2 separate regions of the Homo sapiens genome follow, and region 1 is linked to region 2. Evidence: chromatin loops called from intact Hi-C (ENCODE). Cell type or tissue: heart left ventricle. All regions are shown on one strand. Links, peaks and the distances in the headings refer to the core of each region. The heading gives the core; the rest is flanking DNA. Region 1 overlaps CCDC200 (coiled-coil domain containing 200). Region 2 has its middle 64 kb from the start of LINC00910.

Region 1 (2,914 bases), core at 242-2,741, 100 kb after region 2:
AAAGTGAGACCCTGTTGCACACAAAAAAATAAATAAATACAAGTAATTAAAATTAGTTTCACTTGTTTTTTCTTCTTCTTCTTTTTTTGAGACAAGGTCTTCCTCTGTCACCAAACCTGGAGTGTGACGGCCCATTCATAGCTCACTGCAGCCTTGATCTCCTGGGCTCAAGCCATCCTCCAGCCTCAGCCTCCTGAGTAGCTGGGACTACAGGCATGCACCACCATGCCTAGCTAATTTTTTGTAAAGACCAGGTCTCACTATGTTGCCCAGGCTGGCCTCAAACTCCTAGCTTCAAACAATCCTCCTGTCTCAGTGCCACAAAGCGTGGATTACAGGCATGTGCCACTGTGCCTGGCCCTATTTCTTCTTCTATGTGGCTATTAGAAAATTTAGTGGCTGGATGCAGTGGCTCACGCCTGTCATCCCAGCACTTTGGGAGGCCGAGGCGGGTGGATCACAAGGTCAGGAGTTCGAGACCATCCTGGCCAACATGGTGAAACCCCGCCTCTACTAAAAATACAAAAATTAGCTTGGCGTGGTGGCACATGCCTATAATCCCAGCTACTCAGGAGGCTGAGGCAGGAGAATCGCTTGAACTCAGGAAGCAGAGGTTGCAATGAGCCAAGATCAGGCCATTGCACTCCAGCCTGGGGGACAGAACGAGACTCTGTCTCAAACAAAAAAAAAAAAGAAAAAAAGAAAGAGAATTTAAAATTACACATGTAGCATGCAATATATATATATACTTTTTTTTTTTTTTTTTTAGACGGAGTCTCATTCTGTCGCCCAGGCTGGAGTGCAGTGGCATGATCCTGGCTCACTGCAACCTCCGCCTCCTGGGTTTAAGCAATTCTCCTGCCTCAGCCTCCTGAGTAGCTGGGATTACAGGTGCCTGCCACCAAGCCCAACTAATTTTTGTATTTTTAGTAGAGACGGGGTTTCACCATGTTGGTCAGGCTGGTCTCGAACTCCTGACCTCGTGATCCGCCCGCCTCGGCTTCCCAAAGTGCTGGGATGACAGGCGTGAGCCACCGCGTCCGGCCCAGCATGAATTATATTTTTATTTGACACTGCTATTTCAAAGCACTTGTAAGGTTTAGAAGCACCCTTGGGCTATTAAAAAAATCACTTTGGGAGGCTGAGGTGGGAGGATCGCTTGAGGCTAGGAGTTCCAAACCAACCTAGGCAACATAGGGGGACCCTGTCTCTACAGAAAATTTAAAAATTAGCAAGGCATGGTGGCACATGCATTTAGTCCAAGCTGCTCAGGAGGCTGAGGTGGAAGGATCGCTTGAGCCTGGGAGGTTGGGGCAGCAGTGAGCCAAGATTGCACCACTTACTGCACTCCAGCCTGGGCAACATAATGAGTCCCTGTCTCTATTAAAAAAAAAAAATTAACCGGGCATGGTGGTGTGCACCTGTAGTCCTAGCTACTTGCGAAGCTGAGGCAGGAGAATCACTTGAGCCCAGTAGTTCCAGATTACAGTGAGTCATAAAAGTGCTACTGCACTCCAGCCTGGGTGACAGAGTGGGAACCTATCTCTAAAAAACAAAACACAAGACATTTGCAGGGAATTACTCTTTATCCTCCAGCACTAAAAACTGCTTTCAGTGCTGAGCTCTCAAGTGAGGAAGCAGGTGCTCAGAGAGAGTGCTATTTCCTGGGCTGGGGCTGTGCCACCCAGAAATCGTTCTTGGGTGTCACAGTGGGTGAGGCAGACAGCGTAGGCCCAATTTCAGCCTCCAGCTCTAGGGAACAGAGACCACTGCCACCTATACTTCTCTACTCACTTGCCTTGTTCCCTGAAGTTTCTCTGGCAGATGGGTGATTGGGTGGGGAGAGGATGATGCCACTTGCCCGGGGGCTTCTTGCCAGGAACTGAAGAATCACCAGGAGGAAGAACAACAATCGGAGGAAAAACTCCAGCCACATAAGAAGTTAAATGTGCCGCAACCACCAGTGGCGAAATTGTGGACATCACAGGAGCAACCACAGCCATCACAGCAGCAGCCATCAGTGCAGCCACCATCACAGCCACCACCACAGCCATCAACATTGCCACAGGCACAGGTGTGGCCAGGGCCACAGCCACCACAACCACAGCCACCACCTCAGCCAACACAACCAAGTGCTCAAGCCCGTTGTACTCAGCACACCTCCAAATGCAATCTCCAGGATTCCCAAAGGCCAGGTCACCAGCCTACTTCAGCGGGGATCTACTAAGCTGGAGGGCAATCTCTGTATCAACAACAGATTCCAGGGTGGGCAGAAAATCCTTACAGACTCTGGACTGGAGCCTGGGAGTGGGAGGTGGTAAGGAGAGGAGCCCTTTGCTTCCATCCCGGCCCTGTAGTGTAGAATCCATATCTACCACCCTACCCTCTCTGACTCTCCCAAGTACCCTCGGCCTTTAATGCCTTGCTGGTCAACTCCCCCTGGGTGGGTTAATGCCAACCTACGGCTGCAAAGGAGCCTTCCAACTTCTGCAGAGAGTGGTTGAGAAGCTGTCGGCCCTTCTTCCAGAGTAAGCGTGACAGAGGAGGTGGGGGTGATCAGAGGGTGGGACATGAGTTGTAGGCTTATTAACAGATATACTGAGCCCCGTGAGGTCTGGAACAGGGAACCACAGCACAGCTTCCTAGTTGAGAATCTTCAGGAAGGGCTCAGTCTGTGCCCTGTCCCAGGTAGGAGCCTGTCCTCACTGCACCCCCATCACCCCCTGGGTCACCAGACACAAGCACTCCAGGCTTGCAGTATTCCATCCTTGGAAAACTGCTGGATGAGTAACCTGTACTTTGTTTCATCATCAGGTCTCATGAACCCATGCCAATCTAGCCCCATCAGAAACACTGGGTATTCACAACTCAAGGTAAGATAGGGACACAGACTGTGAAAGACAGACTCTGGGTG
Region 2 (2,914 bases), core at 162-2,661:
TATCCATTCAAATGGAGGAACACAGGAATCGTTCCTCCTAGACCAAAAATGATTCATCAAATTGTTACCCCTGAACATCCTGAATTAGGGAAATTAGCTGCAGCCATGACAGGAATAAGGATATGGAACGCTACCTATCAAATCTCTCCTACTAATACCAAGACACTCATATTCAAGATCACCTTGATGTCAGGACAGGTGATACATATCAGGAGCTGTGTCAAATCCCCTTACATGCTGCTAGTTGGAATTATAATTATTACTCCCAATACACAAACTATAGAATGTAATGATTGTAAGCTGTTCACGTGTATCGATGCTACTTTTAATCCCAGAACAAGTATTCTTTTGATAAGGGCTAGGAAGGGGGTATGGATATAATTTCTTTACATCATCCATGGAAGTCTTCCCCCTCTATACACATAGTCAGTGAACTTCTTAAGGGTATCCTCAAAAGAACCAAGAGATTCATTTTTACTCTTATTGCAGTCATTGCAGGACTAATTGCCATTACTGCAACAGCGACAACCGTTGGAGTTGCTATCCACAACTCTGTTCAAACCGCTCAATATGTGGAAGCATGGCAAAAAAAACTCCACCAAACTCTGAAATTCTCATGCTCAAGTTGATCAAAAATTGGCTAATCAAATTAATTATCTCCACCAGAGTGTAATCTGACTGGGAGATAGAGTTATGAATCTGGAACACCATATGCAATTACAGTGCGATTGGAATACTTCTGATTATTGCATAAAACCTTATGTTTATAATAAAGATCAACATAGTGGGGAAGAAGTCTCAAGACATTTAAAAGCCTGGGATGATAACTTAACCTTAGATATTTCAAAACCTAAAGAACACGTTTTTGAGGCCTCACAGGCTCATTTAACTACTGCTCCTGCCTTGGGCAGTTTTGAAGGAATAACTAAAGGATTATCTGATCTTAATCCCTTTAAATGGATCAAACCCCTCGGAGGATCATCGTTGTCATTGGCATTATTAATACTGGTATGTTTATGTTGTCTACTTTTAGTCTGCAGATGTCTCCAAGGAGGCCGAGGACAAGTCCCAAGTCAACGACAAGCAATGATGGCAATGATGATCCTAGTCAATAAAAAGTGGGGAGATGTGGGTGGTAAGCCACCGACGTCCCAAGGCAAGAGACGGAGAGCACGAGCTGTTCCAGTATAATAAAGAAAATATTTAGAATAAGAATAGTCATACTAGAAATAGAATATAGATAGGATTATATGTGATTATATGTGAATATTATTAATCAGTTTGTAGCATTACTCTTTATTCCAATATAATAATCTCTGTTCTACAATTATAACCTAGGAAAATCTAGGCCATACAGAGATAGGAGCTGAAGGAACATGGTGAGAAGTGACCAGAAGACAAGAGTGTGAGCCCTCTGTCATGCCCGGGCAGGGCCACTAGGAGGGCTCCTTGGTGAAGCGGTAACGCCAGTGTCTGGGAAGGCACCCGTTACTTAGCAGACCAGGAAAGGGACTCTGCCTTTCCCTGCGGAGTAAGAGAAGACTCTGCTCCACCACCTCTTGTGGAAGGCCTGACATTAGTCAGACCCGCCTGCAACCATGCCTGCAGGCATCCGGAGACCTAAACGTCTCCCTGTGATGCTGTGCTTCAGTGGTCCTGGTCCACTTTCATTTTCCGCTCTGTGCACATGGCCCCGCCTTCTGGATAGCAGCAGCACAATTAGTGAAAGTATTAGAGTCTTTGATCTTCCCAAGAAATGCAAAGAAGAAATAATGACGTAAGCTCTCCCCTCTCTGTCTCTGCCTCGGCTACCAAACAGGGAAGGGCCCCCTGTACAGTGGATGCATGACTCGCGTGCCCTTACCTATCATTGGCCATGACTCGCACTCCTTACCATGCCCCCTTGCCTTGTATACAATAAATAACAGCGTAGCTAGGCCTTCAGGGCCACTACCGGTCTCCGAGTTTTCGTGGTAGTGTTCCCGTGGGCCCAGCTGTGTTTTCTACTATCTCTTTGTCCGGTGTTTTTATTTCCATGATCTATTGTCTCCGCACACATACAGAAAAACCCACAGGCCCTGTAGGGCTGCACCCTACAGAAAGCCATCCAGATGCCAAGGCAAGACACTGAACGCAGAAGCTGTTCCAATATAATAAAGAAAATAGGATAAAAGAAAGTTATATCAGACATAGGATACAGAGATGATTACATATGGATATTATCAATTATTAGTTTTTAGTATTAATCTTTGTTATTATAACCGAGGAAAAAACAGGCCATACAGAGTAAGAAGTAGAGGGGACAATGTGAGAGGTAACCAGAAGACAAGAGTATGAGCCCTCTGTCATGCCCGGATAACGGCTGCTTGAGGGCTCCATGGTCTTGTGGTAGTGCCTCTTCCTCGGAAGGCACCTGTTATTTAGAACACTTTGGTCTAGCGGTAATGCCAGTGCCTGGGAAGGCCCTGGTTACTTAGCAGGCCTTGGTCTAGCGGTGGCCCCAGTGCCTGGGAAGGCACCCGTTACTTAGCAGACCCGGAAAGGGAATCTCCCTCTCTCCAGGGGAGACAGAGAACGCTCCGCTCCACCACCTCTTGTGGGAGGTCTGACATTAGCCAGGCCGGCCCGCAGTCATCCGGAGGCTCCAACGTCTGTCTCCCTGTGATGCTGTGCTTCAGTGGTCACGCTCCTTGTTCACTTTCATGTTCAGCCTGTACACCTGGCTCCTCCTTTTAAGTTCTTAGAAGACAGCAGTAGCAGAACTAGTAGGAGTACCACAGTCTTCGATCTTTCTGATAAGTGCATAGAAGAAACGCTGACGTTTGCTGTCCTCCCTCTCCACCTCGGCTACCACAAAGGGAAAGGCCCCCTGTCCAGTGGACACGTGACTCGCGTGACCTATCGATCATTGGAG

What was found. Hi-C counts contacts between places; a loop is a spot of excess contacts. Peaks named below come from ENCODE experiments on the same cell type or tissue, not always from the same donor. Only the 100,000 strongest peaks of a DNase experiment are listed, where the experiment ranks them.
Region 1: a loop joins it to region 2, with 3 times the contacts of the local background. A loop is called at or near these places in 21 of 110 quality-filtered maps.

What each region holds. Positions count from the first base shown.
Region 1 is chr17:43,223,515-43,226,428 of GRCh38, reverse strand. It overlaps CCDC200 (coiled-coil domain containing 200), which reads left to right. Exons shown (of 4, transcript NM_001363254.2): 2 at 1,880-2,195; 3 at 2,815-2,873. Among named protein-coding and RNA genes, the nearest start is that of CCDC200, 3.7 kb to the left of the region's middle. In heart left ventricle, for the core only: no CTCF peak of the experiment used is centred there; no DNase peak of the experiment used is centred there.
Region 2 is chr17:43,323,347-43,326,260 of GRCh38, reverse strand. No RefSeq gene overlaps it. Among named protein-coding and RNA genes, the nearest start is that of LINC00910, 64 kb to the left of the region's middle. RefSeq lists enhancers at 1,672-1,861, 2,605-2,914. In heart left ventricle, for the core only: no CTCF peak of the experiment used is centred there; no DNase peak of the experiment used is centred there.